Linked DNA regions of Homo sapiens: regions 1, 3, 4 and 5 are each linked to region 2. A link is a loop called in an ENCODE intact Hi-C map of the cell type or tissue named here. Cell type or tissue: heart right ventricle. All regions are shown on one strand. Links, peaks and the distances in the headings refer to the core of each region. The heading gives the core; the rest is flanking DNA. Region 1 overlaps GRB10 (growth factor receptor bound protein 10). Region 2 has its middle 13 kb from the start of GRB10. Region 3 overlaps GRB10 (growth factor receptor bound protein 10). Region 4 overlaps GRB10 (growth factor receptor bound protein 10). Region 5 has its middle 170 kb from the start of GRB10.

Region 1 (5,845 bases), core at 548-5,547, 140 kb before region 2:
GACCTGGTCAGTTCTGTTTTCTGTGAGGTTTCTCCTCTAGAAAGAGCTCACTGCAGCATCAGTGCATGTTAAGAGGCACATTTTTGATTCTAAGCAGGGGTTTTTCTTTGTTTAGCATTTTATTTTGAAATAATTTTATTTTGAAATAATTTGTTTAGCATTTTTACAAAAAATGTGCAAAAAGCAATACAAAAACTCTCTGTATATATTCTTCACCTTAGTACTCCAAATATTAACATTTCACCCCATTCGCTTTATCAAATTCCCATTCTCTTTCCCTACCTACCTAGGAGAGTGGGTTGCAGACATCTCGCCCCTTTCCTGCTAGATGGCTTTGTGTATATTTCCTACAAACAAGAACACTCGCATAACTACAGTACAATGATCAAAATCAGGAAATTAACACTGATATACTACCATTAGCTAATTTACAGACCTCATCCAAATTTAGCCAAGTGTCTGACTCCTGTCCTTTTAGAAAAGGGAAAAAAAACAAAAACAATGTTGTTCTTGGTTCATGATTCAGTCCAGGACCCAAGCTGCGTTTGACTGCCTTGGCTCTTTAGTTCCTCAGATTTGGGTTTTGTTTTTGGCTTTTGTTTCTGTGGGGGTCTTCTATGACCTCAAAACCCGAGGTCATTCTCTAGAATGTCTCTTGGTTCTGGTTCAGCTGACGTCCCTTTGAGATTAGCTGTAGAGATGCTGTGTCCCCCTGGGTGCCACAGCTCAGGAGCCACACAATGCTGCCCTGACCCTTTTTTGGTGACATCAGTGTGGCTCACCTGGGAAGAGTGTCTGCCAGGTGTTTCCACACACGTAAGTTATTATTTTCCCCTGGCCCTTCATGCTGGCTCCTGTGTCTTTATGCCATGTCCCCTTCATTCTTTAAGCATCTCCCAGGCAGCCCTGGCTCCTTTTATTGGAGAATGGTATCTAGAAATGACCTGAGCGTTAGGTTGAACGTATATTTAAAGACAGAGGAAACACAGAACTGCAAGTTGTCTTACAGACCATGAAAACTATGAGAAATCAATAAATCACATCTTACCAATTTTACTTAGATGCACTCAGCTGTCCAACTTCACTCCACTGCCCTAGTCCAGATAACACGTCAGCATCTCCTGCACCTGCATCCCAACCGGCTATCCCACACCTCCTCCAGCCCAGTCCATCCTTCACACTGCAGCAGGCAAAGCAAAGTACAAAGCTGCTTTCCCCTCTCTGCCAGAGACCTCCTTTGCCCTGGAGACCAATCTCTTCCTGGGACACCTAAGGCCCTGGCTTCCTAGGCGCTGCCTCCTCTATACTATCTCAGCCACCATCCAGGGTGCCTGTGCCTTCCTCAACTGTCCTCATTCCCTCTTTCTGGAACACTGTATGCCTTCCAAGGCACTTAAGGATTCCTCATCTTCGGCCCCACTGATAGCTCTCCCCACATGATGGAATGTCCTGGCAGCATGTTGGAAACTGTCTGTGATAATGTGCCTCTATAAGGTGATTAGCATTGGTTTCTCTCACTGGGTTATGGGCTCCCAGAGGGCAAGGCTGTGTCTGCCCTGCCAGCCTCAGACCCCAGCACCCAGGCAGTACCTGCATGTAGAAACCACCTAAAATCTATCAGTGAATGGGCACAAGAGAGGAACAGAGGACAGTAAGGGCGTTATTTCCTGACTGTGTCCTGGTAGGGGAAGTTGGAACCCTGAGGAGACAGGCGCGGGCTGAGCGCAGAGTGTGAGATGTGCACACATGTGAGGGGTTTAGACAAGCAGACCCAAGGTCCTTGCTTGCTATCGGTCACTCTGATCCTCCGTCCCAGGGCGATCCTGTGGACTTGAGACCATGTCAGGGAGGCAGCGGCAGTGAGCTGTGCTGCACAGCTGAAAAAGACAGGATGTGTAACTACTGGAACAATACATGCTGGAGATCTCTAAGCTCATAAGGTCAGAGACCCGATGTGGTGACTATGCAGTAGCCTATGCAAACGCCACTAGACTCTCTTCTTCCTTCATCCCTGTCACTGCAGGGCCACACAGGCCTGACTTGTCATAAAATTACTATACACCCAGAAATAGCCACGGAAAAGCCAGAGGGCTTGCTAAGGTGTCTGCGGTATTCTGAAGACACAAATCCTGGAGTCCCTGCAAACAGCTGCTGACCACCTGGGACACAGAGTTCCACCCCTGCTGGGGAAGGCAGGCTTCCAAAGCCACCGTGTGCTACCATGCGGTGCCTCTGAGCCACTCTCTCATTAGGGAGAATGCAGAGGTGGAGAAAGGCTCCAGGAATGGGGTCAGGGCTCGGAAGTCCCGAAACTCACTCTATCCCGGATGTGGTAATCAACATAAGCAGGTCTTTGCAGACAGATATAGCAACACACATCCTGAGCTATAAAACATCCTCAACCTTTTAGTAGGAATCTGACTTCTAGGGTCTACCCTGGGGAAAGGATTCAAAATGTGGCAACAGCTGCACTCCAGGCACCCAGTGAAGCATCATTTATAGCACAGACACTGGACGACAATGCAAATTATCTGGTCACTGTGAAGTAGGTAAATATGGCACAAATCGGTACTCATCAATGTAGGTATCAGCTATCATGAGTGTTTTTTAGGAAGACCACACTAAGAAACACAGAAAATACTTATGAGATGTTAAATAACTGAAAACATATCTAAAATTATATCCACCTTTACTAAAACCTGATAAAATGCCGAGGGGCCAGGAACTCGACCAAACTCTGGGCAGATGGAAAGAGCTGACTTTGTTTTTAATACTGTTACAATACTGTTTTTGTGCCAGTTCAATGGTCAGAGTCAAAAGGGCAGTCACACTTAGGCTCCAAGGTTAAATGAAGAAGAAAGCAATGTTGCTTCCCACTTCCTCGAGTGTCTGTGATGTTCCCGCGGCTCCTGGCATGGCAACACTGCTTCTCATTCCCTTCCAGGATTCTGCAGAGAGACCAGGGACTGTGTGAGCGGAAACACTACCCGTGAACAAAAAGAGAGGAATGTGCGCCGGTACATGGTGTTCCCATTTAAATCTTTTCGGGGATTTCCTCATATAAATAAATCTGAAGATGCCAGGGTTCTATAAATAGGGCTAGAAACTACTGCCCTGATTCTAGAGAATCTCTGTTGTAAGATGACAGCGAAGATGCTATTTTAGGGCAAAGTAAAAGATAAACCATGTTAGTCATTAGCATTTGGTTCTCTCAGGGACCAAAAAATAAAAATCACCAGCAGAGGGTATGTACTTGTAAACCTTCCCACACAGGGACTATGTCTGTGCTCTCTTTCCTAGAAATGTCCAGACTTGGCACCAACAGCAGAGGGAGGATGTTTACCAAATTCTCTTGTGAATTTTTTGGATTTTCAAAACACTTTCACTTGGTTTCCTCCACTAATTCTTTTTTTTTTCTTTTTTACATTTTTATTACTCAAACTACTTGTCCTTCAGCCAGTTAAGAGACTGAGGCGAGAGCCTAAGGAAAGAAAAACAGAAAAGACATGGAGGAAAAGAGATGGCCATTGTCCAGGCAGTGGCCTAGATGGCCCATCTCATCTTGGGTCTCAACCAAGACCCAGAGGCCTAACACTTCTCGACTGTAAACTCTAGAACACTTTATCCTAAACTGGGTGGACCTGCCACATGCGCCTATTGCAGGAGAAAAGAAAAGTCCCTCCGTGGCTGCTCACAGGTATAAATAAAGCGCCAATGTCCACGTTCAGTGAGTGTAACAGGCTTCTCCAGTGGGTGAACTGTGGATTCCTACTCAAAACCAAACACAAACCAGCAGGCTGTTTGCTCGCAGTCATTTATGGCAGAAGCTGTCAGGTAGGTAAATTGGGGAAAGTGCATTGTCTAGTGGTTCCCCCTTACCTGATGAAATTTCGAGTCAAAGCAGCAGCAAGAATTAGCAAATCAGTTTGCCAAGGAAAATTACTTCCTGTTGCTAGCAAAATAGGCGGTCTCTGTGAAAGCACTGATGGCCACCGATAACCAATGACTGCACACTGCCCTTGCCTTTGAGTCCACAGGAGCCTCACGTAGATGGCCACAGGTGGGCAAGGCACAGACTTAGATTTTTGGCAAAACTATGGTGATTCTTCCTGTGAAAGACGTATATAATTTAAGTGCTCACATTTCCAATGCTCTTGACAGCTATAGATATCAAGAGGTATTCAATGCTACAGTAAAATATCTGTTTTAGGCCCCTCAAATTCAGAGGTTTATATTTTAAAAGATATTTGTACTCCGGAGAAACACTAGTAGTTGGGATTTCACATAAGATTCCTGCACTGATTTCCTGTGTCATATTTAGCCAAACAAGTGGTCTGCTCCAGGTCACGACTGCCTCGCTGCAATTGCATCACTTGCTCTGATGCAAACACGGGAACATGCAGGTGCCGTCACGTCGGGCCTTCGGGATTATTCTCAGACTGCAGGGGCTGCGGTCCCTAGAGAGCTGTGAGAGACCTCCGCTTTAGCAAAGCTGCCAGAAAAGTCTAAAAAAGTGAGGATGACATTCACCATTTTAAAAATAATCATGGGCAATTTAGCACCCTTTCCCAAAGTGCGTTCTGTGTAAAGTTTACAGGTGCTGTCTCTAAAGCACTTCTGTGATCACAAATGTTTCAGATGCTCTAGCTTAGCTTGAGTGAATAGGTAGGTTTTCTTTTTCTGTAAGATTTTTCAGATCCTCTAAAATCAAACGGGAAATGTAGAATTGCCAAGAAAACGATAGACGATGCCAAATTTCCCAAACTTACTGAACCTGCATGGCTTTTTCCCCCTCAGGACAACTCAGGTAACTGGCATTCTAGAAAATGAGAGGTAAAAAACGTGAAGAGATCTCAGTCACCTCAGCAACGCCAGAGGAAGACTGAAACCCAGAAAGCTAGACCCTACTCAAACCACGGAGAGCTGAGGGAGCCTAGCCAAGCCCCCCTTTGAAAAAAACATGTCCTGGCCACCCTGCTGTTAAAGCCTTGGCTCAAATGCAATGCTCACAGTCACCGAGGACACCCGAACCTGCCAACGCTCAAGGCTGGACGCAGGGCTGCTCCCAGGTCGCTCTGGGTCCTGCACCTATCTCCCATGCTGAGCTAAGCAGCTGTGCAATAGTGTGTGTGCCCACGTCTCTTCTCCGGGTAGCCCAAGTCTTGGAAGGCAGACAGTAGAGCAAACTCATCTCTGTCTAGAGCCTGTCCAGGACAGCCCCTCACCTAGAGGAGCATATTACAGGACCATAAGGTTAGAACATCCATCCTTCAGTGGTGGCCACGCCGGAGGGCATAAATGATGGTGAGCAATGCAATGGGATCTGCTACATGTGTGGGTTTTGCTTGCACGGTTTCAGGGATTCACGCGTCCCCTCATAAGTAATTGAATGACAAGTTGAGAGTTCACTTAGGCGTACTGAAATGCATTTCTGTCGTCTGGGGCACTGCTGTGGCACACTGAGAAGACAGCTAGAAGCTCGGGTCCTGAGTCTAAACCCACTTTTTGTGATGTATTTGTCAATGACCTTGGAAGATGACTTTATCCTCCCTGGGCCTCAGGTTCCTTAAGAGCACATGTCTCGTGGTCACTCCTGATGAAGGCAGTGATCACGTGGCAAAGGGGTGGGGCACAGTAGTGGTGCCGCGTTCATGCAGTAAAGGGGCATGGGGGCACAGCTGCGGTGCCGTGTTCACGTGGGAAGTAGGGGGTGCAGCCATCATGCCGCGTCCACAGGGGAAGTGGCAGGGAGGCGCAACTGCGGTGCCGCATTCAAATGGGAAGTGGGGGTGCAGCCATCATGCCACAACCACAGAAGTGGGGGGTGCAGCCGTGGTGCTGCATT
Region 2 (5,845 bases), core at 403-5,402:
CCGCGGGGCCCGGCGTCCCCGGCCGCGGCCGCCCAGCGCTCAGACAATGACGGCGCGGGGACCCGCCTGGCCGTCCCGGGCCCCGCGGGGACGCCAACCACAAAGTAACTTGCCGCCGCGCTCCCCGCCCAACTCCGTACCTGCCGCGCGCGGCTCCCCGCCGCCTCCGCGTGGCTGCGGGCGACACTCGGCGTGGCCGGCGGCGGGCGCGGGTCCCCGCGGGGCGAGGCCGGCGCTCAAGACTGTCCCGGGCGCCCCGCGCCGCCGGCGCTGCCGCCACCCAGGGGCTGCGCGGAAACTTTGGGCTCCACCGGGTCTCCGAGCGCCGAGCCCGCCCGGCCGCAGCTCGCTTCCCTCTCTGCCTCCTCCCGACCTCCCCACCCCCTCGATGGGCTTTAAACTCGCCCGGCCCCGCCCGCCCTCCCCGCCTCTGCCGCCGCCGCCGCCTCCGCCTCCGCCTCCTCCCCCGGCTACTTTTCCTGCTCCTCCTCCCGCCGCCGCCGCCCGGACCGCTCGGCGGCCGCCAGCGCGGGAGGAGCCGGGGCCTGGGCGCAGGGCGTGGCGCGGGGGCGCGGGCCGCGGGCCGGACGGCCGGGGGGCCAGAAGCTCCCGGAGGTTCCTGCCCCGGGCTGCTGAGCGGGTTCCCCCCTCCTGCTGTCCTCGGGACTCGGGCGCGGGACCACGACCGCCGCGGCTCAGGAGGCTTCGCCAGTGAAAGGACAAATTGGACCTGTCCCGAAAGACAATTTATAAGCGAACTGTTTGAAACGCACAAAGTATTAACTGCGCAGTCCAGATCCTTTATCCTGGGCGCAGCAGGACGGGACGGAAGAGCTGGGGCTGCCCCGTACTCTGTCGTGGGCTGAAGGCACCCGGCCTGGGAAAAGGAAACCTGGGTTTGCTCACAGCCAGCCAGGTCTGGGGCCTCACCTCTTTGAGCCTCAGTTTGCCCCATCTGCGTATGAGTATCGAAGTGCGGGTGGAGTGAGAGGCCCTTCATTTTTTCTTAATGCTGCCAAGCCTGGTGTCCTTATCTTTACAATGGGCTAATAACGCCCGCCTGAGGGTTGGTGTCCTGGGGATTAAATGAGGTCATACTGGGAACATAAAGTGACTGCGAAAAAGACTCCCCTACCCCCCAATTGACGGAAGCCATTGTCGTTAGTGTGATTCTTAATATCTCTACCGAGTCAAAACTCTAATACACATAGCATAACGATAAGTATGTCTTTTCCTGGGTCTTGGCGTTCTAAACGCAGCTGCGACAATATCTTGCCTTCATAGAGCGTGCACTTTGTGCAAAACCTTCATGAATCCTTGCATGTAACCCCCACTGTGGCCCTCTAGGTGTTACTGTTAGAGTCCCACTGTGTACGGACTGGGAAACTGAATCTTGGAGAGGTTAAGTGACTTGCTGAAAGTCAAGTAGCTGGTAAGTGCAGAGCAAGGATTGGAAGCCATGTACGGTATTGTACCAAAGCCCCTCGTAGGCACCTGCTTCTAGCAGGAGTTATTCCACCTTAGACAGATGTTACTCATGGAAAGGTCATCCTTCCCTGTAACTGAAACAGACCTCCCTAAATTTTTGCCTATTGGTCCAAGCTCAGAAACACGTAAGATGAAAATCAAGAGAGGATGATATCAAAGGATTTTAGATTCCTAGAAGAAAGGAACACAGAGGACTCCTGTTGCAGACAAAGGACTCAAAAGAAAATTAAAGAACAGAAAACTCAGTTTGAGCCAACTTCTCACAAATGCATCAGCTTTGAACCTTCTAGCTTCTGCTGAAGGTCCAAACAGCAATCCATGCCTACACCAGTCAGATAGCCTGATAGGCAAGGAGGCTTTGATAGAGGTTTCAAAAGTTCCTTGATACATAGACATATGTTCTTTTGGAATCACTTGTGGGTAAATTCCATACACTATGGCCCCTTTACCCCTAAATACATTGATGTGTCTTTCCTAAGAGTAGAGATATTATGTGCATAACCACAATAGTCACCAAATTCGTAAATTTATATTGATAAAATACTTGTATCCAATCTAGGTCCATATTCCGGTATAGTCAGTTGATCTGACTATGTCTTCCATAGTATTTCTTTCCCTCTGTTACAAGATCCACTATTGAGGTCTAGAGTCAGGTATTGCATTTAGTTGTCTCAAAATGTATGGGTTTTCAGACATTACTATTCACAGAGAAGTGATCAAGATAAATGTCCTTAAGTGTTTTCCTGCTAGCATAGGTCTCTAGAATTCCTAGGACAGGCCCTCATTCCCTACATTTCCTGGCTCTCTGTAGACATCAGTGGGCAGAACCCATTCAGAGACACTTTCTGATGCAAGTTCATGAACTTGTCACTCTTGTGGCTGCAGAAGCTGCAGCTGTCCTCTGTGCAGTGATCCTGGATGAGCCAATCCTATATACAGATTGTATCTTATAGCCTTCCCTTCCCCCAAACTCCAGATGCCCCTGCCCACGCACAATGCTCCCTCTCAACAGGGTGGCAGCCACAGTGGAATCTAGCCATGCAGCCTATACGTTATCCTGGAGAGCTCAGCATACTGGGCAAGACAGGGAGGCTTGTAGTTCAAGCACTTCCCCAAGGGGAAACATATAAGCTGGAATTAGGTGTCAGGACACAGGATTCCGTGATAGTGAGAAATTCAATTATCTAAACATGAGCTAGAAGCCTCCTTCAGCTGAAAGTAGAGAATCTGATAGACTCTAATTTTTAATTAGTAATGAATTGATTAACATCTGTCTTCCCCTGTTGACTGTAAGCATGGTGACTGTGGCAACTCTGTGCCCCTTCACTAGTGTCCTTCCAGCAGGTGGAGTGCCTGGGACAGAGAGGGCACTAAGTGAATAGTCATTACTGGGGAATACTGTCCAGTGAATTAATTTCTCAGGAGCCTCTGAGACCTGGGCACTGTCTCAAACATTGCCAGTAACCTTGACAAAGGGAAAGTAGTCAGGGTGAATGGCACCCTGACAGCTAACTGCTTTGAGCAGCAGTGGCCCTCGCCTCTGCTCTCATGAGCCACTGCTAGTCACACGGCCCAGCCACCATCCCATGCGGCCCATGTGGACATGCGAGCACATGTCTGGAAAGCAGCCGCCTGCCCACCCCTGCAAGGGGAAGGGGGTAGTCTATAGTCATAATATAATCATAGTGCCTGCCCCAGAATACCTGAGGAGCCTGCTTGCACTACACATCCCTGGGCCCACCCAAGCTCTGGAGAGTTCACACTTCCAGGGTTCATCTGCAATTTTTTTTTTGAGACGGAGTCTCACTCTGTCACCCAGGCTGGAGTGCAGTGGCGCGATCTCAGCTCACTGCAAGCTCCGCCTTCCGGGTTCACGCCATTCTCCTGCCTCAGCCTCCTGAGTAGCTGGGGCTACAGGCGACTGCCACCACCCCCAGCTAATTGTTTTGTATTGTTTCAGTAGAGACGGGCTTTCACTGTGTCAGCCAGGATGGTCTCTATCTCCTGACCTCATGATCCGCCCACCTCGGCCTCCCAAAGTGCTGGGATTACAGGCGTGAGCCAACACGCCCAGCCCATTTTTAATAGACTCCTGCATGATGCACGATCTACATCCACACCAGTATTCCAAACACTCCAAAACGAGATGGACAGGCCACCCTGGAGTCTAGAGGTGGGGAGCCTGGCAGCATTCAAGGAAGGCTTCCCAGTGGTTGCCATGCCCCCATGGCACCCTAGAACATCAAAGATGGTAAGTTAGGCAAAGAGAACTGAAGAAAAGGCCTTTGGGGTTGAGGGACAGGCGTGTCTCTCAGACCAAACCCATGAAAGACCTTGGCTCCCTCAGGGCGCAGTACCAAGTAGTTGCATTTAGTCACAGAATGTTGCTGCTGGGTCTGGGGTTAGAGTTTTGATAACACACCAAGCTGGAGGGGTAAGAAGGGACTTATTTGTCAGATTTATATTTAACTATTTATACTTATTTGTCAAGTATAGGCTTATATGGCGATGAGAGCACCGGATATGTCTGTTATGGGGCCTACCAGCACAGTGCCCCCCAGCTAGCCCTGCTCTGTCTAGAGTTTCCCCACAACCCTGGTTTTCCTTGATTCCTAAGTACCAATTAAATTGGTCAGGGATGACGCTTGGCCCAGAGATTCCCATTCTGTAGGTAGGTGGGCCAGTGGGCGGAAGGGTGACCCAACCAATCAGAAGCCTGCACCTGGGATTCTGAACTTGAAGTACTGGTGGGATCTGCACAATGGAGACCAGGTGAGGAACGGCGAGTTGGGCTCAGCATAAGGATGGTGTAAAGTACAAAGACCCAAACAGATGCCGTCGTGCCTCCCGTCTCTCTGGGCCCAGGCTGGTACAGCTATTGTTTTGAACTTCCATAGAATTCCATTTTCCGTCATTGTTTATTTGTTTGTTTTGTTTTGATTTTGGTGGGGGGTTGGAGGGGGTAGGGACAGAGTCTGGCTCTGTCGCCTAGGCCAGACTGCAGTGGCGCAATCTCAGCTCACTGCAACCTCCACCTCCCAGGTTCAAGCAATTCTCATGTCTCAGCCTCCCAAGTAGCTGGGATTACAGGCATGCGCCACTATCCCCAGCTGATTTTTTATATATGTAGTACAGACAGGGTTTCACCATGTTGATCAGGCTGGTCTTGAACTCCCAACCTCAGGTGATCCACCTGCCTCGGCCTCCCAAAGTGCTGGGATTACAGGTGTGAGCCACCACACCTGGCCCCATTTTCCTTATATTGTCTTAATATCAACTCTCCTTTTCTGAAGTTGCTTGGATCAAAATGTCTTTACAACCAGAACAGAGGCTCACAGAAAGATGTTTATTCAGGCTGGTTACTTAGGTATAATTTGCTGACCAGAAAATTTATCATTTTTTAATGTACAATTTGTGGAGTTTGGAAAGGTATATAGTTATGGAACCAGTAAAGACATTAATACAAATAGTTTTCACCCCAAAAAGTTTTCTCATGCTCCTTGTCAGTCCCCCTTCCTACTCCAGGCAACTGATCCTCTTTCAGTTCTTAGGTTTTGCTTTTCTTTTCTTTCTTTCTTTTTTTGTTTTTTGGAGAGATGGAGATCTCCCTGTGTTACCCACGCTGGTCTTGAACTCTTGGCCTCAAAGCAATCCTCCCTCCTCAGCCTCCCAAAGTGCTGGGGTTACAGGTGTGAGTCACCACACCCAGCCATGTTGCTCTCAAGATTGTCATCTGAATGGAATCACACAGTAGTTAACTTGGCATAATGTCCTTGTGAATCATCCATGTTTAGTGACTGGATAGCATGATACTTTAATTAGGGTAGGTGTACATCCACTTGTTCAGCCATTCTCTGGCTGGCGAAAATTTAGGCTAGTACCAGTTTTGGGCAATTATGAATAAAACTGCTATGAGTATTTGGGTAAAGGTTTTTCTGGAAATGTAAGTTTTCATTTCTCTTGGGTAAATAACTAAAAGAGAGACCGCTAGGTCATATCTCAGTATATGTTTACCAGGAACTGTCAAACTATTTTCAAAGTGAGTATATTATTTGTGTCTGCACCAAAAATGTGTAAGAGTTCCAGTTGCTCTACATCTTGCCCAACACTTGCTGTTGTTTGTCTTTTTCATTTCTGCCATCCTGATATTGTGGGGGCAGCTTCTAATGTTGTGTAGTGGTATCTCATTCTGATTTTAATTTGCATTTCCTTCATGGCTAATAATGTTGAGCACTTCTTCATGTGCTTATTTGCTGTGCATATACAGTGTTTTGTATAGTGTCTATTCAAATCATGTGCCCATCTTTTTGTGTGTTTTTTTCTTATCATTGAGTGCTGAGAGTTATTTATATTACCA
Region 3 (5,845 bases), core at 353-5,352, 75 kb before region 2:
ACACTGACTGAGATCAGTGAGAGCTCACTCTCACACGAGGATCCCAGAGTATAGAACTCAGGGACTCTCCAGCCTGGGTCTTAAACCCGCACTCTACATCTAATATTTCAGTTTTTGAGGACCACAGATCTAACTTTACTCCAAAGTAATTTGTACATTAAGGGCAGGTTTCAAAAACACATTAACACCCAGTTCACCAGGAGCCCAACGTTAAGTCCCGTGCATACTGAAATTGTAACCGTCGAAACCCTGAGAGCAGAGGTTGCCATTCACAGCTCTCAGGGTCAAGAGCGCTTAAGCAGCAAGAGGGGTCCTGCAATTACTGTCCAATGTCTAAGCTTGTTGAACCCCTCAAAATCTTTACCCAAGGGTGACACAGTCATGGATAACCAATCACAGAGTTTCAGAGACTTGGAGTATCCAACCTCTTGGTCACCCAAGCAGAAGAAAAATATAGTCAATCTTCAGAGAGGCTGATCCATTCAACAAATATTTACCAAGCAATTACTCTATGCCCAGCACATGAGTGTTTAAAGCAACAATCCTGCCCTATGGAGTTTGTATTTTATCTAAAGAAAACAAGTAGTGAGCAATAAACACACCATTTACTTGTTATAATCTGAGAATGCAGTGCTATGGAATAAAAGAACAGAACAGAGCTGGATAAACGGGGCGGAGACTGCAATTTACACAGAACACAAGGGAAGGCCTCACTGAAAAGGGGTCCAAAAGTGAAGACTGCAAGGAGGAAGGGCCAGGCCCACAGGTGTCCTGTGACACCTACATGAAGGAGGAAAACAAGGCAAAAGAATATCACTGCAGGCAGAGACAGAAGGCCCTGCAAAGGGAATTCATCTTAAGAGTGACCATCCTTTGAAGCTGGAAGCCATCATTCTCAGCAAACTAACACAGGAACAGAAAACCAAACACTGCATGTTCTCACTCATAAGCGGCAGTTGAACAATGAGAACACGTGGACACAGGGAGGGGCACATCATACACTGGGGCCTGTCGGGGGTAGGGGGCGAGGGGAGGGAGAGCATTAGGACAAATACCTAATGCATGGGGGGCTTAAAAACCTAGATGATGGGTTGATAGGTGCAGCAAACCACCATGGCACATGTATACCTATGTAACAAACCTGCACGTTCTGCACATATATCCCAAAATTTAAAGTAAAATTTAAAAAATAAAAAAAAAGAGTAACCATCTTTAACAATTACACGGATGCCACTTTCTCCATGAAATAAATGCTACAACCAGCTCCTTACATTTCCACTACACTTTGGAATTTCCTACCAAGAATGACAAGTTTTGTTTTTCCTGTGAGTTTACTCCTTTTATAGGTTTTTTTTTTTCTTAAGTCATACTATCAAGTGATCAAATCCGAGTTCCTGCATGCTACGCAGGATCTCTGGCACCTAGAAATAGCTGGTGGAGACACATTCTTCTGCCCCCCACTCCAGCTGCTGGGAGCGGGGCTGAAATCCTTCACAGAACTTGAATGCCTCTCAACAAACACCAGAGAACCCCTAGCAGAGCTGCAGGCTGAAGCCCATCTTCAGATAAAGAAACACGGTTTCCTACCACTTTTCCAGAAACACTAACAAACACATCAACTAAGTCACAGAAAGTTCAGTAAGAGGAAAAACTAAATACAAGCTAAATATTTACTTTCTTCTTTAAGATCAATGATAGGAAAACCTCACAAAAGTTAAAAATAATGTTAATAATTCATATCACAGTCACTTCGAATACTTTGTTTCTAGTTAAGATGATAATAATAATAAATGTACCAGTAGCCAGTTTCGCAGAGTCTGCTTGAAACACACATAAATATTTAACAGGTTCTGGGGAAACTGCTAAAGTGACAGTATTGACTGCATGATGAAAACTGGATCGCAAACCCTACCTAAGTGACCCCCTTTGTCGAGACTCATAACCGGTGGCAGCAAACACAGGTGATGAGGCCCATCTGACACCAGGCGCCAAAAAGGCCCAGAGAGCAGAGGACAGGCACATCCCGGACGGGGAGCCCAGCACATATGGCAACACTTAAAACCCCAAGGAAAAATAACAGTGAAAGCAAGTCATCCCAACTAAACATGCATGGTACAGGAATATAAAAATATAATTTAAACATAGTTACCACCTTAAAAGACCAGACACTTCAATCAGAAAGTAAGTAAAGAAGCTTATGTTTAAATTACTCTGTATGCTTTTAATAAAAGGAATAATTTTAAGGTTCCTCTCTCTGCCAAAGTACACCATTAAAAAAAAAAAAAAAGTTGCCGTTTCCTAAATTTTCATCAATGTATTTACTGCTTGTTTAAAATAGCATTTTTCTCTGCCTGGCTGTCTAAAGCACGATATTATCCAATAGCTTTTCTCTTCTGCAACTGAGTGAGCAATCACAGAAGCTGCACGGCACCCAAATCCAGTGCAGGAAATTGTCGCAATAAATACCCTCTTCATCCAGGTGCCAGAAAGAAAAGAAAAGAAACGCCCTGCTTCATTGAAAAGTTTCATAAATTGTTAACATGAACACCACATACAGTATTTGCCATATTCAAACAATTTTAACACAGTAAAGGTACCCAAACACGAAACTATTTTAAACTTTCCTGGAGAATACAGTAGTCCCCCCCTTATCCTGGTTTTACTTTCTGCAGCTTCAGTTACCCACAGTCAACTGTGGTCCAAAAATATTAAATGGACAATTCCAGAAATAAATAATTCATCAGTTTCACACTGTGTGGAGGAGAGTGATGAGATCCTGCACCAACCCGCTTTGTCCTGCCCAGGATGCGACTCCTCCCTCTGCCCAGGATGCGACTCCAAGATCCACGCTGCAGGCGCTGCCTGCCCATGAGTCACAGAGGAGCCGTCGCAGTGATCATCAGATCAACTGCCGCGGATCACAGAGCTTGAATTCAAGTAGCCCTTACTATACTGAATAACAGCGCCAAAGTGAAGAGGAACAATGCTGGCCATTTGAGTATGCCAAAGAGAAGCAACTCATGACAAAGTGAGCCCACCCCACCTGCTACCACCTTCTTGCTCTGCTGGCCCAAGCCCCGGTCTGTTAGCTCTTGTCTCTGCCCCTCGTAGGGCTCTGCAGCTTGAGAATTAGGTGTTCTGACCTGGGCTGGGGACGGGGTCTCACCTCACCATGTCACCCATTCCCCACTGGGTAGGGGCCAAACAGAAGGGTGATAGGTCTCCACTCTGTCCTCAAGCAGAATCTGGGGTGGCTGAGGATGGGGGAGGACAGACGACAGCATAAGGAGGGGTCAGGCAGAGGGAGGCCCAGGACTGGCTGCAGGAATGCAAGAGAAGGCTCCATGGGGGTGTGGCAGGGACTGCTGTGGGAAGGGAAGGTGTCTGGGCTGAAGTCCAGGGAAATGGCCCAGGCCAAGAAACGGAAGAAGAAGACAGCGCGTGGAGCGGGGAGAAGGGAGCAGAGCAGTTCAGTATTACTGGTGGCAAAGGAGAGCCCAGGCTGCTGGTAGGGAGGATCAGGCCAAAGACAGGCTGAGGAGGCTGGCCCGGTCACTATGCTACCTCCTATGCCCTCCTCTCCTGTCTCTCCTGCACCCCAGAGGCAGGGTGTACCACGGGCCCAGTAGCTCCCAGCTTCCCAGGCTGTCCCCCACCAGCTGAGCCCCGAACCCTTAACCTGCACCACGCCACAGCCCCTCTGCCCTGCCCACTCTCATGCCCACTCAGGAGGCCAAGGACTGGCCATAAACTTACGTTCAAGGACTTCCTGCAAGGGTCATTCCAAGATCCAAAGCGGCTTCCTAAGGTGATAGAAAGGTCCCCTGGAAGGCCCCAGGGTAACCCCGCCTGGCACCAAAGAAGTGTCAGGGCAAAGATGTTGGATGGCACAGACAGAGCAGCTCTGAGAGCATCTGTAGTCCCATGAGCTTGCAGCAAGGTGGGAAATTCCATGTGTTCGAAGATTTCAAAGCCACAGAAAGCACATTCCCATCTGCCAGGAGAACATAGTTGATGGGGGCACATGGGCAGCAACAGCTTCAAAGCCCTGTGACAAGCACTCAAGAAAGGGGAGTCCAGGGTGAAGAGGTGACAGAACCAGTGATGCGAGCCAGGGTGACAGGGCCCAGAGTGACCGGATGATGGGGGATGGACTATGGGGGAGAATGCCAGGGTGACAAGGTGACAGAGTGATGAGGTGGGGTGACAGGGTACCGCCCCCTCTCCTTCCCCGACATTACTTATACCTGGCCTCCAAACACACAGCTTGTTCTCCATAAAGCCTCTCCTCAGAAGCTGCCCTCAATGTCCTCCTTGGGTAGGGTTATTTTTAATCCCATTTCACCCACCTTAGGTAAAGATAGCGCTCTCAGGATTAAGTTGTTTCTCTAGATGCCCTGGCACTCACCCCTCATACTGCACAAGCTACAAAGGCCACATTTACGCCTTAGAAAGCTGAAAAATCCATATAAGTACCCTGCAAATGCCAAGAACCTGACCTCAAAGACCAATTTAATTGGAATTAACACCTTCACAATGTCGAAAAATAAAATACATTTATATAAAATTTACTTTTCTTTTAGTGAAGTTCTGAAGGGACAAGTAAAGCAAAATATAACCTTATAGCTATTTTTTCACAATACCAAGTAGCTTTTTTTTCTTTAAAAAAAGAGAAAAGTTGCAGTGAAGCAATGATGTCCTTGGCAGTGAAGGACTCAAATTCCAACTCTGTGTCCACAGACAGAGGGGTCAGGTGTTTCCTTATTTAGAGTCATTAAACAACAGGTACAATTCTCCTTCCTCTATTACTTGGGTACATCCTTTAAGCCCCGGCTATGTCTTACACACTTCTGTATTCCCAGAATGGGCAACCACAAAGAAACTGCCAATCATTTCCTCATTGTCCAAAGAACGAAATGTTCTAATGTTGTTTGGTCCCATCTTACAAATTAGCTGGGTTTCAGCTGAGGTCTGGAAATGAAGGATGAACCCCTCAGCCAGTACCCCAGAGCCTGCTAAACCAGAGTCTGGGGGCAAAGGAAGACGATGAAGGGTTTTTAGCGATCCAGCCCCTTGGATCCCAGGAGCAAAGGCCCTGTTCAGGGTTCCAGCGAAGTGCCCCTGGTCAACTGGGATTTCCTAAGGCCCCACTAGTTGGGTGGTCCCTGGAGGCTCTCATTTCATAACAGTGCAGGTATAACTGTCAGCCTCACACGCCTGAAGCGGTACTGGGATTCAAACCTGGGGCCTGCATGCCTCCTGGGCTGGCTCACCTCCCGCTGGCCACATGACCCTCCAAAACGGTGTAGACTCTTGATGGAGAAAAGACTAGAACAGCTGCTCAAGGCAAACAGACATAGGAAGGTGGGAGGTAGGTCACACTGAGAGCTACAGAGGGACCCACAGGCACCCTCCAACCTTCACGCCCTAGTGCAGTGGCAAGGAGCTGGTTAAGGACGGTTAGCAAAAGCACAGCGGAGTCACATCAGGCCTATAGGGAAGAGTGGACAACACAGTGGGAGGGCACAGATGCTGTCCCCCATGATCCGCCACTGGCTGGAGGCAGTGGACTCGCACGTTCCAGCAGCGCCTGAGGAAATCTCACCATGCACAAATGACACACCAAGGCCACAATGGGTCATAAACGCAAAGCTTCAACTTTGCAAACTGGAGCTGCCAAGGACAGAAAAACCACAGGCATGACTGTGATATCCTGAGATAGCCAAGACTAGTGCTTCAGGAGCCACCTGCGGGGAAGAAGCAGTTTTTGCTGTCCCTGTCAACCTGTCAAGCACGGATACTTCACAACTCACATAGCAATGAATTGCCAGAAAGTAAAATAAAA
Region 4 (5,845 bases), core at 344-5,343, 84 kb before region 2:
GCCAGGATGGTCTTGATCTCCTGACCTCGTGATCCGTCTGCCTTGGCCTCCCAAAGTGCTGGGATTACAGGCGTGAGCCACAGTACCCAGCTGTGAGTCCGCTTTTTACTCAGAGCCCTTAATCACTATGCTCTCTACCTCTAGGGGAAGGTGAAAGGATGGGAGAGGGCAGCCAAGCTCCTTAATTAAAGTCCCACAGGTCACTTCACTAATGCTGAACTTTCCCAAATCCACATGCTTTAGAAAAACTTGCCAAAGTCAGAACAAGCCCATCCAGCAAGATCAGGGCAGAAACACCACCTTCATAAAGATGAACACGAGAAGCCCTCCCTCTCCTAGGGTGACCCAGTCCCAGGCCCTGTGCTGAGCCATCTCCTGTAACAGAGCCCTCCAGTGGGTGAGGAGAATGGTTTCTGTCTGCTCCTCCATCCTGTGCCAGGCAGTGAGTCTGCCTGAGCTGCATCGACCAACAGCTGGTCCTCTGGCCCCCAGTGGTGGGCGGCCGAGGGAGCCAGGCCAGGCAGGAACATGGCCCGGGAGGCCAGCTGGGCTGTTCCTTCCGTAAGCCACGTTTTGGGGATTGCACAAATGCCCCCTGGCCTCACTCCCTCTCCTTGCTGGCCTCAGGCTGGGACCCACAACTCAGCTGCTTTCTCCAGACCCCTCCATTAAACTCTTTTTTTTTGCTCCCCACCCCCACCCCGCGCCCTCCGGAGGGTGCCTGCTGCAGACTGCCGAGACCCTGGCTAACAGAGGCAGGTGGCTTAACTTCCCTCACTCTGTGGATTAAGGGCTGGAGGTTTCAAAGAGTACACATAAAAAGTGACTCGTGGGAGGAAGAAAATGGTGAGCTGTGCTGTGGACTGTGGGCATGCCTGTTAGGGTACCAGGTGGCCTGGTGTGGCTGGTCCTCACCTTGGAGAACATGGTAGAAATGCAGGCTCCCAGGCCCCAGCCAGAGCTGCTAAGTCAGGCCCATGATGGGGGACCCAGGTGTCTATGTGTGAACTGCCCTTCCTAATGTAACGTGGCTCATACCTCCATGGCACTCTAGGAGCCACAACCCAGCTGGTGTTCCTTGACTCCAAAGTGACTGCTGTATGCCTCTCACAGCACTCGGCCCTGGGTGCTCACTATGTAGAATGTTCTCTACCCCATCCACCATGCACACCCCATCAACCCATCCTCAAGGCTCATCCCTTTGGCACTTTCTCTGACAACCCCAACGAAAAGTCTACCTCCTCGTACCTTACCCAGCAGCCCTGCTTTAATTCCAAGCAGGAAGTAACAAGGGTGAATGGATTGGTGCCCACCCTCTCCCCAGAAACGGGCCTCCTTGACTCATCCTCACAACCCCAGCACATGGCCCAGCCTCACCCCAAGATCTTGGGGAGAGAAGCCTCTGCTTCTCTGTGAGGATAGAGGGACAAGAATGCTCCACCACCCACCTTTCAAAGCCCAGGCTTCAGCAAAAAGCATCACAAGGTAGCCTGGGCACAAAACAGCGAGGAAGCAGCCCCTACCACCAGTCATTGGCGTTCCGTTTCAACTAGAGCATCAAATGCACTCTTGCCTCTGCTGGGTACCAACTAAACACTACAAGATGCACAAGAGGAACCAGCCCCAGAGAACCAGGGTATGTTGTTCATTGGGCGATTCAGGCAGTTTTCTTATCTAAAACTGCAACACACGGATGGAGGGGCAGCGGGAAAACTGGATGAGAGGAGTGCCATCATCAGTGCGGCGGGCACTGCAGGTGACAAATGGAAGGACTGCACAGCAGGCTGGACACTGGCTCAGATCCCAGGCCCCCACATGCTGGTTAGTCTTGGGACTCAGGGCAACTGCCTCACCTTCGGGGTATCTCCACACCTTCCTGAGGCAGAACGACCACTTCATAGGTCACTTCTGAGGTTCAAATTAAAATAACATAAATAAAGGGCTTGCCCAGCAACTAAAGGTACTGAGTGTTCGGTAGACAGCGGGCACTGACCTTACTACGGAACAGAGGGCCGGCAGCTTGCATAGGAGGTCTCTCTCTCCCTCTCTCTACAGTGGGTATCACGTGGCTGTGTCCTCAGCCTGCCCTGTGCACAATATTTTCAGAACCTGGAGAACGGCACAGAAGGCACACTTAATAACTCCACTAAGGTAAACAAAGACCAATGCCACAGAGAGCAGAATGACAGGGATTCGAAATGTCTTCCACCTGGGAGAATGCCCGATCATAACCTACAGGCTTAACAGGGATCAACTTTAAACATTACAGGTATGCAAAAACAGCCAACCAAATTAAAAAAAAAAAAAAAGCAACAGATGAGAACAGTGGATGAGAACTGCTCCTGAGGGTGCAGTTAAAAGGGGCTCTCCCAGCCCTCCCCCACCCCCTGAAACCCTCTCCTGCAGCTACCCTCAGATTTTTGGTGCAAAGGAGAAGACGCAATCCTACACGACCCACCATCCGGGTCCCAGAGCTCCCTGGGGCCTTCCTGCAGGCAGTTTCCCAAACCCCTCCTGCCCAGCCAGGGACATCAGCTGAGACGGGTGGGGCACATTGCTGGAGTCCACCCAAGGGCGCTGAGTCTGCAGATGAACATGTGAACTGCAACAGGGATGGGGTTTGTCATTTCACACAGGATGCACTTAAAGAAGTAAAATGTTTCAAACCGCAAGTCTATTAAGCTATTGCAGCCGAGTGAAGAGTGACTACCTGTGTCACCTGCATTTTGAAAGCGGAGGCATCACCCAGCTCATCAGTTCCCTTCCAATGCCTGATACCCTCTCTACCAACTGCACATATGCCTGCTCTAGAACTCTGAACACACACAAGCCGTCAGATACAGTGTAGTTACAGATTTCACAACTACCCTCCCTCAGCCATGTAATTATACTTTTATTAAATATTAATGTAAAAATGGCAGGGTTTCTACTAATATTATAGTTCCTGGGTACCAGGTACGGTGCTAGACAGTTTACACACATTCCCACTTAAATCCTGTCTCTAATGGGTACTGTTGCTACCTCATCTTTACAGATGAGGAAAAAGGAGGACAGCAGCTTGCCCAGCGAATCACATCTCGTAAGCGTGGGTGTGAGACCCATTGGGGCTGAATCAGAGAACATGTCCTTAACAACCGAGCTATGGGTAACTACAAAATCTGTCACTCAGAGAATTCCTAAAACATGCAGAAACTCCACAAGGCTGAAAAAGGCTGAAAAAAAAAATCCTAAAACATTAGTGAACTTGGTAAAAGCTGCAGTATCAGCACTCCTATTCTGCCAGTTGCAAGGTGTACAAAACTAGTCCCTCAAATGGAAATAACCTTCATAATAAATGAGCCAGAGCCATTTTTCTCACCCAAAGTGACACTGCCTGTTTTGATATTACACTTTAGGTCTATGCAAGAGGAAAGGAAGCAAGAGGTTTTTAAGCAGAGATTTCAGTCAAACTGATCCTTAAACAAAAACAAGAGCTGCTTCCACCAAAAGCCTGAGATGGGGGAAAAAGAAAAGTCAGCAAGCCAGGTGTCTCGTATCAAGGAACAAGGGGGATGCTCTTTACTTACAATTGTATTCACACAGGCTGCTGAGGCCAACATGAAAATATCTGGGCAAGCCCTGGTCAGAGTACAAAAAAACTTTTCTCCCAAATGGTAAGAATGCCTGGCCTGGCAGGGAAAATACCACCACATAAAAAATGATCACATTTTCACTAAAATCATACGGCCTAAAAAACACACAGATCAGTGGCTTGTACTCCATATTCAGGCACTTATTTCCACATAACTACCTCCAAGTGCAGCCATTCTTGAATTAAAAGCAAAAGTAGTGCATGAGCTGCCTCACTTTAACCACCCACTCTGCAGTGTTCAGCACAGAAACATCAATTCTGGTTATTCACAAGGGGAGGAGTCTATCAATCATTTACATTTTAAACAGCTCTATTGAGATATAAATTACATAACATAAATTTCATCTGTTGGAAGTGTACAAACCAATGAATGTTAGTATAATTAAGGATCTGTACAACCATCACCACAATCTAATTTTAGAACATTTCCATCACCCTACAAAGAAACCTCCTGCCCAGAGCCTGTCAATCTTGACAAATGGTTTTCCCAAAATAAAATGCCTTTGCCAAGTCAGTTTTGTTCCTGTTTTTGCATCTGGTATTCCCACATCAATGAGGCATTTTGGCCGAAAGGGGGACAGCACTAGCTCTAGAATTTCTACAGAAGAGTAGCTACATGACCTTGGGGAAGACATTAAACCACCCTGTGTGAGTATAACCTCCAAGGACTATTGAAGATTTAGTGTGATCACACATGGAAAGCACGGCTCAGTAAATCTCAGCTGCTATTTTTACTACTGCCACTACTGCCCCTGCCTCCTCCTCCTCTGCGGTCACTACCTCCCCTCCCGACATTTCCACCAGCACTCCACCCCTTCCCACCACCTCCTTCCATCTCCATCACTTCTCCTGCCACATCAGCTCCTCCTCTACCTTCTCCACCTCCTCCACCGCCACCTCCATCTCCTCTACCACCCCCACCATCATTTCATTACCACCTCCATCATCACCTCCAGCACTTCAACCAACTCCTCTACCATCTCCACCATCTCCTCTACTATCTCCACCATCACCTCCACCTCCTCTGCTACCTCTATCACCTCCACCTCCTCCACCATCTCCATCCTCACCTCCACCTCCTCTACCATCTCCACCATCACCTCCACCTCCTCCACCATCACCTCCACCTCCCCCATCACCTCCACCTCCTCCACCACCACCTCCACCTCCTCCATTGTCACCTCCACCTCCTCCATCCTCACCTCCACCTCCTCTACTATCACATCACCTCCACCTCCTCCACCATCTCTATCCCTCACCTCCACCTCCTCCATCTCCTCTACCACCTCCACCATCACTTCCACCATCTCCACCATCACCTCCACCTCGTCCACTTCCTCTACCACCTCCACCCTCACCTCTAGCTCCTCCTCCTCCTCCACTACCTACCCCTTCATCACCACTTCCACCCATTCCATCACCTCTGCTCCTTCCCACCACCCTTCACCTCTTACATCTCCAACACCTCCATTGCTACCAACACATCCACCTCCACACTCTTCATTATCTCTATATCCTCCTCCCCCTCCACCACCACCTCTACCATCACCTCTACCTCTTCCTCCCCTACCTTCACCCCTCCTCACCACTTCCTCCATCCCCAACTTCAACAAAAAGGCAACTATTCAGACACCAAAATATCCACATGTATTAACATAATATTAATTTGTTAGAATAGTCAACATGTAGCAGTACCTTAATCGATCATGAGTTCTAGAGTAACTTAACAGTCTGAGAAATCAGAAGATCAGAATCTCTAAACTACCCACTTAATAATTTTGACAACACAATCTTTAAAGTACCACAAGAGGATCAGTGACAATGCAAGTTATAGTCAAATTATATTTATATACTTTAAATATAACTTGAGGCCAGGAGCAGTGGCTCATGCCTGTAATCCCAGCACTTTGGGAGGTCAAGGTATGCAGATCACGAGGTCAGGAGACTGAGACCATTCTGGCTAACACGGTGAAACCCCGTCTCTACTAAAAATACAAAAAATTAGACGGGTGTGGTGGCGGGCGCCTGTAGTCCCAGCTACTCAGGAGGCTAAGGCAGGGGAATGGCGTGAACCCAGGAGGCGGAGCTTGCAGTGAGCCGAGATTGCACCACTGCACTCCAGCCTGGGCTACATAGCGAGACTCTGTCTCAAAAAAAAAAACAAAAAACGGAGTGCAATCCTGAGCCCTCCTGAGCTCCCAGGTGGGGTGCACA
Region 5 (5,845 bases), core at 598-5,597, 160 kb after region 2:
TGAACCATTAGCATGCTATGGGATCTTGGACTGGGACCATCAAGGGGCAAGAAAAGGACAATGACAAATTTATTAAACAGGAAGAGGTGGGGAGGAGAGAGGGAAAGAGAGAGAAAATCTTTCCAACTCAAAATGTGTATGAAATAAAAATTTAGAAACTCTTGGGCAAATTTCACAATAGAAAATTCTGATAATCAACTCAACTTGGTAAAATTAGTTTTGGTTAAATGAAAAGAATAATCTGACAAAGACTTCAACGTGAGTTTTTGGAATTGCTTAGAGTTGTAACTGTAGATATACATAATAATCCAAACTATGACTAAAACCAGATAGAAATTATAAATATACTTTTGTATGCAAAAAAGTACTAATTAGACATCCTTAATTGAAAAATATGGTCACAGGAATGCCTGTGCTGACAAGAGACACGAATTCTGAAAAAATTTTCTGACTTTTCTACAGCTTCTCACAATTTGCCAAGTTCCACCTGGTAAGGGCAGACACAGATAAGGAGAGCAAGGGAGAACATCCTTCTCAAAGACTCCCCTACCTAATTTTCCTAGAAAAATCTACTAAGAAGAGAACTGGCATGAAACCCTGCCCTTTACTATGAAATTATTCCTGGATGTGAATATTTAGAATTTCTACCATAGCAAACAATTTTCCTGAGTTAAAAATTGTTTCTAATGGCAAACAGTCCTTTTTTTTTTTTTTGCAAGTGAAAGGCTTTGTAACCTCTAAATAGTGTCCTTCACAATTAAAAACACAGGCTTTGGGGCTGGGTAGACCTGGGTTTGCTTCCAGCTTTGCCTTTTACTCAACATGAGGTTGTAGGCAGTATTTGTGTGCTCTATATTTCCTTATCTGTTAAGTGGGGACATCGACTACCACTTAGCTTGTAGAGACACTGAGGACTAAAGAAGTAATGCATGGGAAGTCTTCTTTTTGCAAATTTGGTTTCAGTGCAGGTAGAAACTCTCTTACTCAGGGTCAAGCTGGAATGCCTTGGACATTACTACCTGCTTGAGCCTTTTGTGTGACAGGAACTGATGCCAGCATTGTTCATTTACCTCTTTTACTTGCTACTTAATCCAGGCCTGTCAAGGACTCCCCATGTAGATGCAGCCAAACACGCCTGAGAAGATGCCAGCTGAATAAAGCCCTCACCATCCCCTTCACTGTTTCCTATTGTTTGTATTTTGATAATCTCACAAGCTCACTACAAACTTTCACTATTTAAAAAGTGCTCTGTTAAGCAATGAGAAGTCACATGCACATTAGAGAGCTGATTTTTGAAACTGAGAGTTGGCTGTGGGTGCCGGCATTGGCAGTGTAGATGTGGAAGCAGGTACCTGCCCGGGGGGAGCAGGGCTGGTCCATGCACAGTTCTATGGGAAGGATTTGAGGACTTCTCTGTGAGAGGTGCCATCACATTTTAATTACCACCAAGCTTGCTTGGCAATGCGTCCTTTCTTGGCAACATGTGAAAAAATAATTTTGCAAACTGGAAGGCAGACTGGTGGTTGAATTCTTCTTTGAAAAAGAGACTCTGTGGTGCCCAGAGGGAAATGATATTTTAAGCTTGCCACAGGGCTCCATGTTGCACTGAGAAAGACATTTCTCCATGCTATTTTGTGCTCCACAAAGCACTGGGAAAGTCAAGGCACACATGAGAACAAAACTTTCGCAGTGGGGAGTAATTTGAGATTACATCCTTGGGCCTGAAGGAAAACCTTGAGATGACCATAGTTTGTACTGATTCCCTTTTCCCAGGCTCCTGTGCTGGTAACATGGACAGGGGTTTGTCCTTCTCCACCTGCCTCTGCCAAGCACTTCTTGGCCGGACTCTGTCTCTCCACACCACCTGGGGCAGTCTGGACTCCCAGAGCGTGGGAGAGTTTTGTCACTTGCCTTACACAGATAACATAAATAAAATGTTTTCCAAAGCAGACAGACACTTGGGTAATTCTTTTGGAACACTTAGTTCATGACGTTCCAGTAAATTATTGCATCAGTGGAGAAGAATGGTGCAGGGCACGAGGGAAAACTTTAAAAGAAAAGTACAAGAGCGAGTTTAGGCAGATTAGCAAATGGCAGAACAGCCACGGCCAACCAATGGCCACAGGTCATTGCAACCTGTGGGGGGCTCCACTGTGGAGGGAGAGAAGTGCTCCATGCATATGTCTCTGTCCTGCCATGCATGCTCCTAAGACACTTGGAGTGCTTTGGAGGCCAATAAACAAGGGGGACACCCCAGCTCCTTTAAGGGCTGGAGGAAAGAATTGAGTATTGAACTCAATGATCTTTTAAAAATCAGGAATAAACCTACATTATTGTCCTCCAGTCCCCTAATCGATGGCACAGATGTGGGAAAGAGCTTGGCTGAAAGTGCTATGAAGACTTCCTGAGTCTTTTCCTCAGCTTCCTTTGTGTGCTGCAAAGCTAGACTGAATGAGCACCCAGAGAGAGAGGGGTGACTCACGTAGGTCAGGAAGCTGGTTTCAGTGGCTTGAGGGACTGGTCTCTGCCCCTATTGTGAGTGAGACTGATGGAGCTACAGGACAGACAAAGGTCAGTCTAACCCCCTCAGGCCTTTCTTACTCACCAGGCTGGGTCAGGCAGTGAAATTAGGGCCCAGTCACTGTGCCTTATTTCACTTTTCCTGGCTCTGCAATGTAGACGGCAACTCCTGAATGATTAAGTAAATTCTCCCTTACACTTTTCTAGTGAGTTTTATGTTGGGGCTAAAGGTGTATATCTGGGCCATTCCCTTTGACCAGTGTCTTAGTGATTTGTAGTTTGAGATTAGGTAGAAAACTGATTTTTTCCTTTCTTAATGGAAAGAAACAGGTGCAATAGAAAACACGTTTCAGTCTTAAAACGTCTGCAGCACCTCCTGTGAGTACTGATGGTTGGTTCATACCCATCTGGTGAATGCCACAGGTGGCTTCAGGGGAGAAGGGAGGCTGTGTGGGAGCCATGCTTGAGCAGTAAAGACCCAGGCCTCGGAGGCAGGCACTTGGAGCTCCCCACGCACTGGCTGGGGCAACCTAGGGGATGTTGCCTGACCTTTCTGAGTCTCCCTTTCCTCATTTACAGAATGCAAACTGTACTAATAGTGCCTATTGCACAGGGTTATTGGGAGAGTTAACAGTGATAGAGCTGAGTCTAATTTTTACCCTTAGCCCGTGCCTGCGTGTGAGTGAGCTCTACTGTTAGTATTGGTGATCATACAAGTATTAGTATTTGCATGGCTGGAGGTATTCGATAGCAGCAAATCCCCAATTCTGAGAATAAGACTGCCCCCGAAGCTTCTCTGTGAGGATCTGTCCAATGGTCACAGGAGGAGGAAGTCTGGCCCAGGGACAGGACAAGGATGCAACAGGAAGACCAAATGGCCCCATTGGGACTCATGCCCAGCTCCAGGGGAAACAGGAACTTCTATGACTCTGCTTCTGCCTATGTCACAAGTGCCTGAACAACTTGCTAAGAAGGCCGGGCAGATGAACCAGCTTGTTCCAGGCTCTCTCAGTGCACCCGATGGGCAGACATCTGCATCGAGTCCAGGGGGATCCCTGATCCCAGGTTCCTCTGCCCAGCCCTGTGAGGCCCATGCAAGAGGGCAGGGCTGAGGCTGGAACAGTGAGCGCTGCAAAGTGTTGCAGAAGAACGATTTTCAGTAGGAAAAGGGGAGCAGCAAGAAGATCTAACTAGTGGTGTTTGTATGTGGTGTATATACCTCAATTATAGTTCACGTAATCCCAGCACTTTGAGAGGCTGAGGCGGGCGGATCACCTGAGGTCAGGAGTTCGAGACCAAACTGGCCAACTTGATGAAACCCCATCTCTACTAAAAATACAAAAATTAGCTGGGCATGTTGGCGGGCATCTGTAATCCCAGCTACTCAGGAGGCTGAGGCAAGAGAATCGCTTGAACCTGGGAGGCGAAGTTTGCAGTGAGCCGAGATCGCACCATTGCACTCTGGCCTGGGTGACAGGAGTGAAACTCCATCTCAAAAAAAAAAAGAAAGAAAGAAATACCTGAGTCTAGGTAATTTATAAAGATAAGAGGCTTCATTGGCTGATGATTCTGCAGGCTGTACAGAAAGCACAGCAGGGACATCTGCTCAGCTTCTGGGGAGGCCTCAGGGAGAATTTACTCACGGCAGAAGGTGAAGGGGGAGCAGGCACCTCACATGGCAGAGCAGGAGCAAGAGAGAGAGAGCGAGTGGGGAGATGCCACACACTTAACCAGATCTCCTGAGGACTCACTACCATGAGGACAGCACAAAGCAATGGGGGGTCCACCCCTATGAGCCAAACATCTCTGGCCAGGCCCCATCTCTGACACTCGGTGTTACATTTTGATATGAGATTTGGTGGGGACATATATTCAAACTACATCAGCAGGCTAAAGAGAGTTTTTTCCCAGAAGGGTCCCTTTGTATGGCAACTGCCCTTCCGGTGGGGCCTCGCTGCCAGGCACCAGGTCTGACCTTGCAGAAGTGCCATCTTGGTGAGATTCCTGGTTGCAGGATGTAGTGGCAAACCTCAGGGCAGAAAAGGAGTGGGTGTGAGGACACTCATGGGAGAGCCAGTCTCAGAGAGAAGGTGGGAATGGAAATTGTCCTGGGGTCTGAGAGCAGGAGCAGCCATCTATCTTGTACTACAAGACAGGACGCAGAGGGAGGGGAAGGGTGTACTGCTGGGGGCTACAGGGGTGCTGGGGGTGGAGCAGCAGGCAGAACAGAGGTAGGAGGCTGCTCCCATTGCTGCGAGATGCCCCTCCTCCCGCTGTTCTGGCTTCGGAGCCCTGTGGGGTGGCAGGTCGGGAGGTGTCCATCCAGCTGACCTGGGGCAGGCGTCCGTGCCCTGGAAGTGGGTGATGGAGAAGGCGGAAACACTCCTCTGCCCTAGCTTTCAATGTATGAAATACTACTGTGTCCAATACCACAGGAGGTAGCAAACCTCCCTCTGGAGGAAGATCAGAGGAGATCAGAAGCCAGAGAGAGAAAATACCAACAAAGGGTCACTATAGTCAAGGAGTCTGGAACCCATGAAAGAGTACACGCCCCGACTTACATGAAGACAACACAAGGGCACACACAGGTGCACCTTGTGAGACTGTCTTTCTTAGTATTTTTAAACCTTGACCATGCACATTTCAGCATGTCCTCTTGTCGCGTGAGAGGGAACAGTACGCCACACTCCTCATCCCTATCGCACCTGCCAAAAGTGAAGTTGCACAACAGTCATTCTAGGAGTGATGGTAGGGCTTTTAGCTTTAGGTAATGTGAGACGATTTTGCCCAATGCTGTACTTTACAAATAAGGAGACAAAGGACTTCCAATTTGTCTGAGGATTCACAGGGTCAGAGCCACCCTCCTTTCTGCTCTCCCAACCTCAAAGCATTTTTTTCACCTCAAGCAGTGAAAAACTTGGTACATTCTATAATTGGGTATTTTCAATCATGCTTGACATGTCTGCAAAAACTTCACACTTCACTTGATGACTTCTGACCTCTTTCTCTTACGGCTTCTGAGACACTCTATCTTTGGCCTTGTGCAGTTGCACTGTGATTTTTCTAGGTGTGGACTTCCTTAATTTTCCTTCTAGGGATGCACTAGGCTTCTGAAATGGGTGGATTAATGTCTATGCTGGGTAGAATGGTGTTCCCCCACCAAAATACGAGTCCGCCTGGAACTTCAGAGTTCATGACCTTATTTGAAAACAGGGTCTTTGCAGCTGTAATTAATTAAGATGAGATCATCTTTCGGTGAGCCCTCAACTTTTTATGGAAAGTAAAGCTTGTTGCTGATGAACATGGACTTAGGAGATTTCCAAGC

Evidence for each region. Hi-C counts contacts between places; a loop is a spot of excess contacts. Peaks named below come from ENCODE experiments on the same cell type or tissue, not always from the same donor. Only the 100,000 strongest peaks of a DNase experiment are listed, where the experiment ranks them.
Region 1: it touches region 2 in a loop (2.0-fold over the local background); 9 of 110 quality-filtered maps call a loop at or near these places.
Region 3: it touches region 2 in a loop (2.6-fold over the local background); 20 of 110 quality-filtered maps call a loop at or near these places.
Region 4: a loop joins it to region 2, with 2.2 times the contacts of the local background. A loop is called at or near these places in 16 of 110 quality-filtered maps.
Region 5: it touches region 2 in a loop (2.1-fold over the local background); 9 of 110 quality-filtered maps call a loop at or near these places.

What each region holds. Positions count from the first base shown.
Region 1 is chr7:50,654,482-50,660,326 of GRCh38, forward strand. All of the region lies in intron 7 of GRB10 (growth factor receptor bound protein 10), which reads right to left. Among named protein-coding and RNA genes, the nearest start is that of DDC, 92 kb to the left of the region's middle. RefSeq lists an enhancer at 4,939-5,108. In heart right ventricle, for the core only: a CTCF peak has its summit at 3,228; DNase peaks (open chromatin) are centred at 1,790, 2,190, 2,930, 3,610 and 2 weaker places; H3K27ac peaks cover 3,423 bases.
Region 2 is chr7:50,793,084-50,798,928 of GRCh38, forward strand. It overlaps a transcript of GRB10 not described here. Among named protein-coding and RNA genes, the nearest start is that of GRB10, 13 kb to the left of the region's middle. In heart right ventricle, for the core only: a CTCF peak has its summit at 2,817 (motif pointing right); no DNase peak of the experiment used is centred there; H3K4me3 peaks cover 769 bases; H3K27ac peaks cover 933 bases.
Region 3 is chr7:50,718,510-50,724,354 of GRCh38, forward strand. The region is part of intron 4 of GRB10 (growth factor receptor bound protein 10); the gene reads right to left. Among named protein-coding and RNA genes, the nearest start is that of GRB10, 61 kb to the right of the region's middle. In heart right ventricle, for the core only: no CTCF peak of the experiment used is centred there; DNase peaks (open chromatin) are centred at 2,002 and 3,302; H3K27ac peaks cover 766 bases.
Region 4 is chr7:50,708,882-50,714,726 of GRCh38, forward strand. The region is part of intron 4 of GRB10 (growth factor receptor bound protein 10); the gene reads right to left. Among named protein-coding and RNA genes, the nearest start is that of GRB10, 71 kb to the right of the region's middle. In heart right ventricle, for the core only: no CTCF peak of the experiment used is centred there; DNase peaks (open chromatin) are centred at 1,960 and 2,540; H3K27ac peaks cover 2,694 bases.
Region 5 is chr7:50,951,505-50,957,349 of GRCh38, forward strand. No RefSeq gene overlaps it. Among named protein-coding and RNA genes, the nearest start is that of GRB10, 170 kb to the left of the region's middle. In heart right ventricle, for the core only: no CTCF peak of the experiment used is centred there; DNase peaks (open chromatin) are centred at 1,860, 2,131 and 2,498; H3K27ac peaks cover 1,640 bases.